2 separate regions of the Mus musculus genome follow, and region 2 is linked to region 1. A link is a loop called in an ENCODE intact Hi-C map of the cell type or tissue named here. Cell type or tissue: gastrocnemius. All regions are shown on one strand.

Region 1 (5,000 bases):
GGACAGTCAGGGCTATACAGAGAAACCCTGTCTCGAAAAAACAAAACAAAACAAAAAACAAAAGAAAGAAAGAAAAAAGAAAGAAAGAAAGAAAGAAAGAAAGAAAGAGAAAGAGAAAGAAAGAGAGAAAGACAGAAAGAAAGAGAGAAAGAGAGAAAGACAGACAGAAAGAAAGAAAGAAAGGAAGAAAGAAAGAAAGAAAGAAAGAAAGAAAGAAAGAAAGAAAGAAAGACCTTCCCTTAAATAGTAGCATGAATCTTATATACATGGGTGATTATAAGAAACTAGATGATATTTCTTCTCCCCATTGCCTGGTCACATGATCATTTAAGTAACAGGCACGGACTTCATGAAACAGGTAATGTGTGAAAGAGCAGTGATGCCCAGGAATCACAGCGATTTCGCTTACCTGCTACCCAGGTAAAATGTCGCTTTTACTGTATTTACAGTATACACAGTAGGCAGTGTTAGAAGCTCAGACAGTCTCTGAATCCAGCCCCTACTGCTTGACAAATATGTGCTATTCCATGGCACTCTGCCAGTGGAAATGCCCGGGTGATAATCAGAGGTCACAGCTTTATTTAACACAGTCACACACACCGAATGGGAGGAGACAGACTGTCCTCCCGTGACTGTTCAGCAGCCCTCTGGAGTCCAATCTTGCCTTTAAAAGGTGGGGCTCACCAAGTGGCTTAAAACAGGTCTCATCTTTCATCAAGGGCTTCTAATTTTAAATTGCTGCATGCTAAATTTTCTCTGAACTGTCACCTTGAAGCTCCACCCACTTCGTTCGGATGAACCACTGGTTTTTGATGAGAATTTCCCAGGGCTGTGACTTCCCTGTGTACACTCTGATATGCAGCCTGCACAGGATGCACAGCAATGAGAACGGAATCATCAGCCGAATAAAAGCCTCCATTATCAAGTTTTGGTAGGTTTCATGTAAGAAATTAATCTAAAATATTCTAATATAACTGATACTGCTCTCGGTGATAAAAATAATTCCCTTAGAGAAATTAAAATCAGAATAAATAATTTCCTGGAATAACAAGCAAGAATTCTTCTTTAATGCTACTGTGAAATGCCCTGTAGTGGCATTATGATGAGACAAAACCCACAATAGGTGACATCACACTCATTTACATCTATAAAGGAAACTCATCTCCTTTACAGAGTAGGATTCTCCTGATAACTTTTCCCGGATCCAACATTCTCTAGGAACACTGCCAGCAGGAAAACCCAACCTATTAGCTGCTGTTGAAAGCACTCATGGTTTGAAATGGGACCACTTGGGGATAAAGAATGCAATTTTCGTTTTTATTACTACCGTTAAATGCATATAAAACAAGGGCACAGACAAAATGCACTGACAAAAGCAGGTATCTAACTTGTTTCTTGGTATTTATGTTACCTGGACATGTCCTTTATTCCTACCACGTGCTAATACACGTGGACTAAAGATGGGCATGACAGACTGAGTTAGGGGACTCACACAGGGCGACTGTGTAAGTTGGAGGTCTGGAGAGGACAGAGGACAGATGTTCCTGGGCTTCTTCCCGGGTCCTGATGATCAGGGCAGAAAATCCTGTATAGGCATGTGCTTTTATAACAAGCCTCCTAATTCTGATGAAGCAGCGAAAGGGTGAGTAAGCAAAGAGCCTACTTATTCTCATCTAATGAAAGCAAATCTTGACTGTCACTGTTGCTCCATCCATAGAAATGCATGCATACTTCAAGACCAGTCATGAGCACTGTGGTTTATTAGGTACTAGTTAGGAAGGTGTTTTTCATCCTCTAGACTCCCTGATCTCTTTCAGCTTACCCCCAGTTGCTTCATCATACACAATTGCATCCGCTCCCACCCCTTCTTCTCTGAAACAGTATGATAGGAAAGAAGTCGATACAATTCAAAACTGTGTTTGTTTCCATAGAACTCAGAATTTTTAAACTACAGTAACACTTATCAAGTGCTATTCTCCCTCAAATACTTCTTTGGCAAAGTTTACACCAACAGAGCTATTTAATTCTTCTGGACAATGTGTGATATTGTTATTTTGGTCAAAACAATCAACAAAATTAAGGTTCCAAGAAGCAAAGCAGACTGCTCAAAATTGGAGTAGAAGTAATCGGCAGAAGGGCAGGTCAAACCTACACACTTGATTTCAGGGCTCTGCCTCCTGCTTTACAGCCACAGCACTGGTTCCATATGAATAACAACTGAAGTGGAAAAAGCCACATTAGCATACACAAACAGAATCAAACAAAAGCTGATAGTTACCCCAGACCATACCAGGGGAGGCCTCCTCATATCCTTCCTATTCTATGCTGGGCTGATTTCCCCCTCTAATGTTTCCTCTCTAGTCTCCTAGTTTCTCTTTCTTGCTTTTGCTTCTGGTTTAACTAAGGATTTGTAGCCAAAGGGACTATGTGTGGCTTATGGAGGAAAGCAAGAGGTTCCTTGACAGGATTTTGGCCATCTCAGAGAAACACACAACATGGGGGATGGGGGTGGAGGAGCTTTCTCTCCTAGGGGAAGCAGTGATGGCTCAGTCGCTAATTCCAGAGCCTGCTGAGGCTGGACTCATAGGTGAGTCACTCTCTCTCTCCTTGTCCAAGCAGGACTCAGCAGATGCTGTCCTTGCTCATCGCCTCACTTTGGCCAATGATACAGCTCCAGACTGTACCAGTTATTTTGAACAACTCCCAGTTAAATCTGATGTGTTCATTTACTAATCACCTGACAGTTTTCCATTCCAAGGCAAAATAAAATAAATTAAATAGTTTGCTTGTTCGTTATCTATGGATTAACACCAAGCACTGTTTGAATTTAAAAACTCAAAAATTGAGTAATACATAGGCAATAATAAAAAGATTATATTTTGTTATAATTAAACATGTTACTTAAGGCTTGAAGATGCACTTCTAGAGTGATCTTTTTCCCCATAAACATCACTCTTTGTTCCACTCAAGCCTTTTGCATATTCATTTGTATATACACACAAAGAACCTTTACATTTACAAACATATATATATTATGGGATGCATGTATATAAATCATATATAGACTTTGCATATGATAAAACATACCCTGTTATTAATAGAATTCATAGATGTTATATAATTTCATAATGTTTTTAATATTGCTGTATGCATCTATGGTGGTTTGAATAGTAATGTTCCCTCCCAATAGGCTCATATACTTGAATGTTTGGTCATTTGAATGTTTGTTGGTGCTACTTGAGAGGAATTAGGGGTGTGGCCTTGTTGGAGTAGGCGTGGCCTTGTTGGAGGAAGTGTGTCACTGGAGGGTGGGCTTCTGGGTTTCCAAAGCTCAAGCCTGGCCTACAGTTTCTCTTCCTTTCCTACTGCCTGCAGGTTAAAAGTTTAACTCTCAATGTCTCCAGAACTATGTCTGTTACATGCTGCCATGCTCCCTGCCATGAAGATGATGAAGAAAACCTCTAAAATTGTAAGCCAGCCCTAATTCAATGATTTCTTTTACAAGCATTGCTATGGTCGTGGCATCTCTTTGCAGCAATAGAACAGTGACTATGACAACATCTTCAGTCCTTTCAAACTTCAGCACAGAAAGCCATGAATGGCTCACAAGACAGTTAGGTGAGTAAAGGCAGTAGTGTTCAAGGCTGATGCACTAAGTTTGGTTCTTGGGATCCACAGGATAGAAGGAGAGAATTAGTTCCTCCAAGTAGTCCGCTAACCAGCACACACGAACTCCCAACCACTCTGTCACACAGACATGAATGTATGAATAAATAAATGTAATTTTTTTTTTTTTTTGGTTTTTCGAGACAGGGTTTCTCTGTGTAGCCCTGGCTGTCCTGGAACTCACTCTGTAGACCAGGCTGGCCTAGAACTCAGAAATCCGCATGCCTCTGCCTCCTGAGTGCTGGGATTAAAGGCGTGCGCCATCACACCCGGCTAAATGTAATATTTTTAAAGGCAATAAGGAGAAGAAAATCCATCCAGCAGAAATCCATGGAATTATTTGAGTTCCTATGATAATGACTGAACTAAAAATGCTAAGCTTTGGCTTTATAATACACTTCAGCATAAAGACCATCACCCAGGAAAAATAGTAACAATTACCAATTTTTATTGGTAAAGGTAACTTTTAAATATTGTTTCTCATATTAGAAAAGAAGGTTTGATGTTTCGATCAAGTCTGATAACCAGCACCCATCATTCCCTGTTCTGATTCTCCATTTTGGCAATTCCATTTTCTTCTCTTCCAAGGTAGTTTTGTTCTTGGCTTGTTTTCTGGCATCCTCTCATCTTCTGTAGTGGATTTGGATCTTTTACCTATTTGAATTTCATTTCTGCTGAGCTAACTGCTCTCCATTTCTCCATTGCAAGCCATTTCCCCCTACTCTTGTCCCATGTGGCCTACCCTGCTTAAGTAGCGCACTTCTAGATCAATGGGCTGACAATTAATTCCTCTGGTCACATTAATTGGTTCAAAGAGGGAAAAATACAAGTCACATTTAATATGACTGTTGGTAGTCACTGCACATAGACTCTGGAGTGAGACTTACTGCTGTGTGGTAAGGATCTTTGAAGAGCTGGGGAAAGAGAAACCATGATCAGAATATATTGTATGGAAAAAAAGCATTTTCAAAAAGAGCTCTAATCGCTAAATTGCAGGAGGCATGTGATGAACAGCTATACTGATAAACAGAGAAAGCATATGGGTCCAGCTAAACTTCAGTAGCCTATCATTGGGTGTTGAGATCAAGTATATTTATGAATATTTCAATTACTTAAGAGAATATATATATTTTAACGCAACAGCCTAGGTTGTGAGGCTCAGTTTATCTCTTCTTTCCCCAAGATTAGGGTGAGTCAGTTGGATTTTGTTTGGATAACCTAGGGTTCCCCACCTAATTCAATAAATAAGTTTTCTGGATTTTGTTTGAATAACCTAGGGTTCCCCACCTAATTCAATAAATAAGTTTTCTCCAGTACTAATGACTGAAGGTCTG
Region 2 (5,000 bases), 82 kb after region 1:
ACACACACACACAGAGAGAGAGAGAGAGAGAGAGAACGGTTGTGTGGTATGCATTTGTGTGTGTGTGGAGAGAGAGAAAGGGGGGAGGAGAGAAGAAACAGAAAATATGCCCTAAGTATAGTGCACAATGATCTTTTACAAAACAAACATTCATTCAACCAGTACCCAGATCAAGAAACACTATGAGCCCCCCAAGCTCCCAGCCCTGTCTTCTACCCCACAATGCCCAGTATTTTGACTAATAATAGCAGAAATTCAGCTTATTTTTAGAATTTATGCAAAAATACCTACACACTCTGCATTGAACCTTAGAGGTGTGCATTTTCTCCTTTTATCTGGAAGGCATTTCACTGACATGATACTACTCTGGACGTCTGTCCATTAGTGGAAAGAACTACAGACTCCATGGATGGATGAACATTGATGCTAAAGAGATAATTAAGCTTTCTAAAACATGGTATCAGAAACATGATTTACTCTCTGATCATGGAGTAGATGAATGGAGGGTGAGGTCAAAAGAAGCTGAAGTTTACTACACACACCAGTCAGAACTCAGTTTCTTCTAACATGACTCGTCAAGAATAGATAAATGCACAAATCAAATCACGTAAAAGGGAAATAGAAAAACAGTTCCGTCGTATCACTCAAGCAACGGATAGAGGGGAATCAAAAATCTTCAAGTTATATAACTTTGTGCAATAAAGTGCAATAAATCTCATTTCAAAACGAAACCAAACTGGAAAATCCTTAATATGGGAAAAGCACCAGCAAGGAACTACCAAACTTCCCTTCCAGTATAAAACTGAATGTCTTGCACTCATACAATTTTTGTTATAAGTTCGACTTTACAGCGTCTGTCAAACAGCAACTTCTTTTTTTAGAAGAAAACCAAGTCGGAGCCATTTAAATCAAAAGACATGGACAGAGGAGAAGGAGACAGAAAGCACTGCCTACACTTCTGATCTGAAAAAGACACAGTCTCTAATAGAAACCAAACATATCTGGTATGATGTTTCTCTCCAAAATTCTCTGAAACAAAAAGGGATGGATTTAGAGATTAAGCAGGCGAGTAGAGGCTTAGCTATAACCAACACTAACAGGACAAACAACCTGGACTGCCAGAGGTGTCCTCTCCTGCCTATCACACACCCCATGGTAACCGGACTCTTCCTGGTTAAGCCTCTCTTGCTTTTGGTTCGAAATGCAGTTTTCCAATGAATAAGGCATAGACTGAGAAAAAAATCCTTTATGCTTCAGATCTCCCTTCAGCTTGTGTGTTTTGTCTTTTTTTATACATTCTGCTTGAGGTCTTTTCACCAGGTCAGATTCTTCAGAAACAGATGCTGAAATGTCATGTGTGGTGCAAATTATTTTCAGGTTACGACCTCCAAGATTGTATTGCTAGATCTCGAGAAAGAGAGAGTATAAGCCAAGCCATATAAGAAGCAAACTGAAAGCAAAACCGTTAAAGTTTCTGTCTGGCCAGGAGCTTCAGAGTAAATCAGTGTGGTCCACAGCTGGGACCTCAGTTCCCATTGTGGTCATGAGATGCGAGAAGCCACAGGAGGGTTATGATCACTTTAGGACCAGCTGATTGTTCCTGAAGCTGACCCTGACCTAGAGTCTGTGCTGGCTATGATGCGGTCTTCATCAGAAAGGGAGACAAAGATCTGCCACAGCACTTGAGTGGGGCATGTGAAATATATCTTAGCAGTAGTTTAATAGGTGGGAAATGGGAGTTGAAAGGACATTGATGATGGCACGTTTGGAGTAAGTTCCTCTTAGTGACTACCCAGTCATAGACTGTTGATTTGACAGATGAGGACACTAAGGAACACAGTGGGAAAATGAGCCTTGTCAAATGGAACTAGAACAAATATCCCTGGTGTCACTGCCTGAAGATGAGTGGCTCCCTTATGAGCACTGACTGAAGGCTCCATCTCATGAGGTCTGGAGAGTCAACTTTTAATGAAAGCTCTGACCTGCAGAACACCTTTCTTGGGGCTGTGCATTGGTCTATTAATTACTCACTAATTAATCTTCTTTTTTTTTTCTTCATGAGAGAGGTAGGTCACAAACAGCATTACCTCCTACAGCCATTCTTCGATTAAAGAATACTGGAAGACTCAGGAGTTTTCAGGTTCCTGTTAACTAAGTGCTCGTTTTACTGATAGTGACACATCGGCTTAAGCTATTTCTCTTTCTTTTGCAATCGTCTTATCATATATGATACTGCAGTATACAAGATTTTAAAAAATCTAAAAATCTTTATATTCTTCATTTTCAATCCAAATACAATAAATGGCACAGGCATCCTAAGTCCCGCTAAGCACAGGACAATTCAGGCTCTTGACAAGGTACACCTCTCATCTCAAATTGTTTCTAGAGTTTACTCCATTTAATAGATGATAATAAATTGAGTAGCAAAACAACCAAACAAATAAAAACAAATAAACAAACAGAGCCACACATACCATGGCTAAAAACCTGGTTAAACTACCATTTAACTAAGTGGTCTGCTGAAATGTAAATAATTGACATTAGTTAATATTTTACTTAATTTAAAAATAAAAAAACAAAAACAGACTTCTTGAGTTCTACTTCATAATTGGTTAGTTTTATAATGTCAGTATATATGTTTTCCTAATTTAAGAAATAGTCATACTTAAAACTTCAGCTCTGAGTATTGTGACACACACATTTAATCCCAGCACTCTGAGGCAGAGGCAGGAGGATCTCTGTGAGGTCAAGATGAGCCTAATAATATCTATATCTACATATTAAGTCTCAGGCCAGTCAGGGCTATATACTAAGACCCTGTCTCTCAAAAGACAAAACAAAACAAAGCAAATCAAAGCATGGGTTACAGGACCACATGAATTAGGTCAGCCCTTTCTTTTCCTTGTTTACACTATAAAAGAAGATGTTTTACAGGATGCTATGGGTTGGACGTGGTTCATATCCCCAAAGGTTCCTATGCTTGGACTACAACAGCAACACTGAACAGTACTAGAACCTCTTAAAAGATGAGACCCAGTGGGAGGTGTTCAGTCACCAGAGACACCACATCTCATGAGAGTGATTGAAACCTCAGAGGAATAAATGGGTTACCACAAGACCAAAAGCATGATGGGCTATCTCTATTGGTCTTCTTGCTTCCTCCTGTGTAAATGACTCTACCCATTGACGGTAAGCGGTACCATGTTCTCAGGCCCCTAGAGATCAAAACAGATATGGAACAGGAACTAAGTAGACCTCTTTACAGGGTGCAAGGCTTTGGTGTTTCACTAACAGAAAACTGACAACATAAAACAGAATACATGGGGTAAGAAGAAGAATTAAGTTATATGTTTCACACATGCACACACACACACACACACACACACGGAGGGCAAGCTAGAACTTTGTACCACAGAGAAACAAGCCAAAGGTTTCAGATGTTTGGGGTTATTAGGACAAACAATATTTTATATCAGTGTATTGACTTTTTAAACGAATTTTCAAATACTAGCAATGGTATACGAGCAAAACAGGTATTCAAAACTTTTTGAATTGATGTAGAAAGTCACTTCGGCTTCTTTTTTTTTTTTTTAGCTGCAAAATGTTAGTTACCATTTACCGTTCCTGCACATATTCTCAATCTGTAAGCCTTTCAGTTGGGTTCCCTGCTGCCTTTCTGTGCCCTGCAGACATACCCTTGTAGTCAGGAAAACCTCGGTGCCGTGCAGAACAGGCCAAGCTCGTCAGTTTTCCTGTTTCTCTGGTCCAACCCAACGTCCAGCTCTCTCAGACAACCTCTTTCTCTCAGGCTCTGCTTTGGAGAAACCAGGCAGAGACCTTTACTTTGGCCTTTTTAAATTTCATTTGAAAGTAGGAATTTGACCATCCCGCATCAGTTCAGTCTACATAGCATTCTTAACTATCACTGTGCATGAAGTTTTCATTCAAGTGTTCTGCAAACCGAGCTGAAGTGAGTCACCAGGGCTGCCGCATCAAAGAGGCCCTAAGAACACAGGGTAACAAACAGGTCTGGATCCCATGTTTTCCTCGTAGCTGCATGAGTCCAGTCATCAGCTAGTTCCCTTAAATACACATGAGTCAGATGCTCGACAGTGAAGGAGGTACAGGGAATTAGTCAGCGTTCCTCCAACATGAGAAAACTGCCTTCTTTCTGAATTCAAGGTAAGAAAGGTCAGAGAAAATATTCTAAGTGCAACCAATACATTTTTTTCCCCATTCAAGACATTTAATCCGTGATCTCAGCTCCAAGTAATAGGCTCTGTGAACTTATTTTTGCCACCCACCTCTTATCACACAGATGAGAGAAACTATTTCAAGTGGGTGTGATGGCTTCGTTTCAAGCATTTCAAAATCCTCCGCCACCTGCACAGGAAACTCTGACTGAAAACCAGACAGGTTCCTGCTGAGCAGCTAGGATGTGGCAGGTGAGGCCAGGGTTACATCTAGTTATCAGACTGAAATCAACAAGTGGGACAGGCTAGTCCTGGAGGGCACAGGACATGGTGGGCAGGACCCTGGCCATCTAAGACCCAGCCTAACTCACTGCTGACTGTGTTACATGCACTGGATAGGCCATGCTGAGGCAACAATGATACCAAGTAGACACCTATCCCAGAAAAGCCCAGTAGGCAAAGAGTGGAAGTCACCAAGAGCAAGCAACAGCACATGACGGAAGGAACACCCGACACAGGGATATGCTTACCACTGTGGGGACAAGACAGAAAAAACAAAAGCAAGGACGAGGTGAGGGAGTAGAGCATGGCCTTGTGAGTGTGTAGAGGTTTTTCCACTTTGAAGGGGACGAAGTGAGATTGTGACAAAGAGCAAGCACAGCATGACTCATAATCAGGAAGAAACCTACTCAGAGGGCTTGGAGAACAGTGAAGAGTACGAAATGTTTGTCTGTGGACCACAACCTCGAAGGTGAGCCAAAAAGAGTTGAGGTAACTCTGTGATAAACAGCCAGGACGTTCTATTGC

The links. A loop is a pair of places that touch in the nucleus more often than their neighbours do. Peaks named below come from ENCODE experiments on the same cell type or tissue, not always from the same donor. Only the 100,000 strongest peaks of a DNase experiment are listed, where the experiment ranks them.
Region 2: it touches region 1 in a loop (2.1-fold over the local background); 1 of 42 quality-filtered maps calls a loop at or near these places.

What each region holds. Positions count from the first base shown.
Region 1 is chr3:126,742,190-126,747,189 of GRCm38, reverse strand. The region is part of intron 4 of Camk2d (calcium/calmodulin-dependent protein kinase II, delta); the gene reads right to left. Among named protein-coding and RNA genes, the nearest start is that of Gm15551, 76 kb to the right of the region's middle. In gastrocnemius, no CTCF peak of the experiment used is centred here; DNase peaks (open chromatin) are centred at 556 and 2,547; H3K4me3 peaks cover 276 bases; H3K27ac peaks cover 1,216 bases.
Region 2 is chr3:126,660,235-126,665,234 of GRCm38, reverse strand. All of the region lies in intron 2 of Camk2d (calcium/calmodulin-dependent protein kinase II, delta), which reads right to left. Among named protein-coding and RNA genes, the nearest start is that of Gm15551, 6.2 kb to the left of the region's middle. In gastrocnemius, no CTCF peak of the experiment used is centred here; no DNase peak of the experiment used is centred here; H3K4me3 peaks cover 1,410 bases; H3K27ac peaks cover 2,125 bases.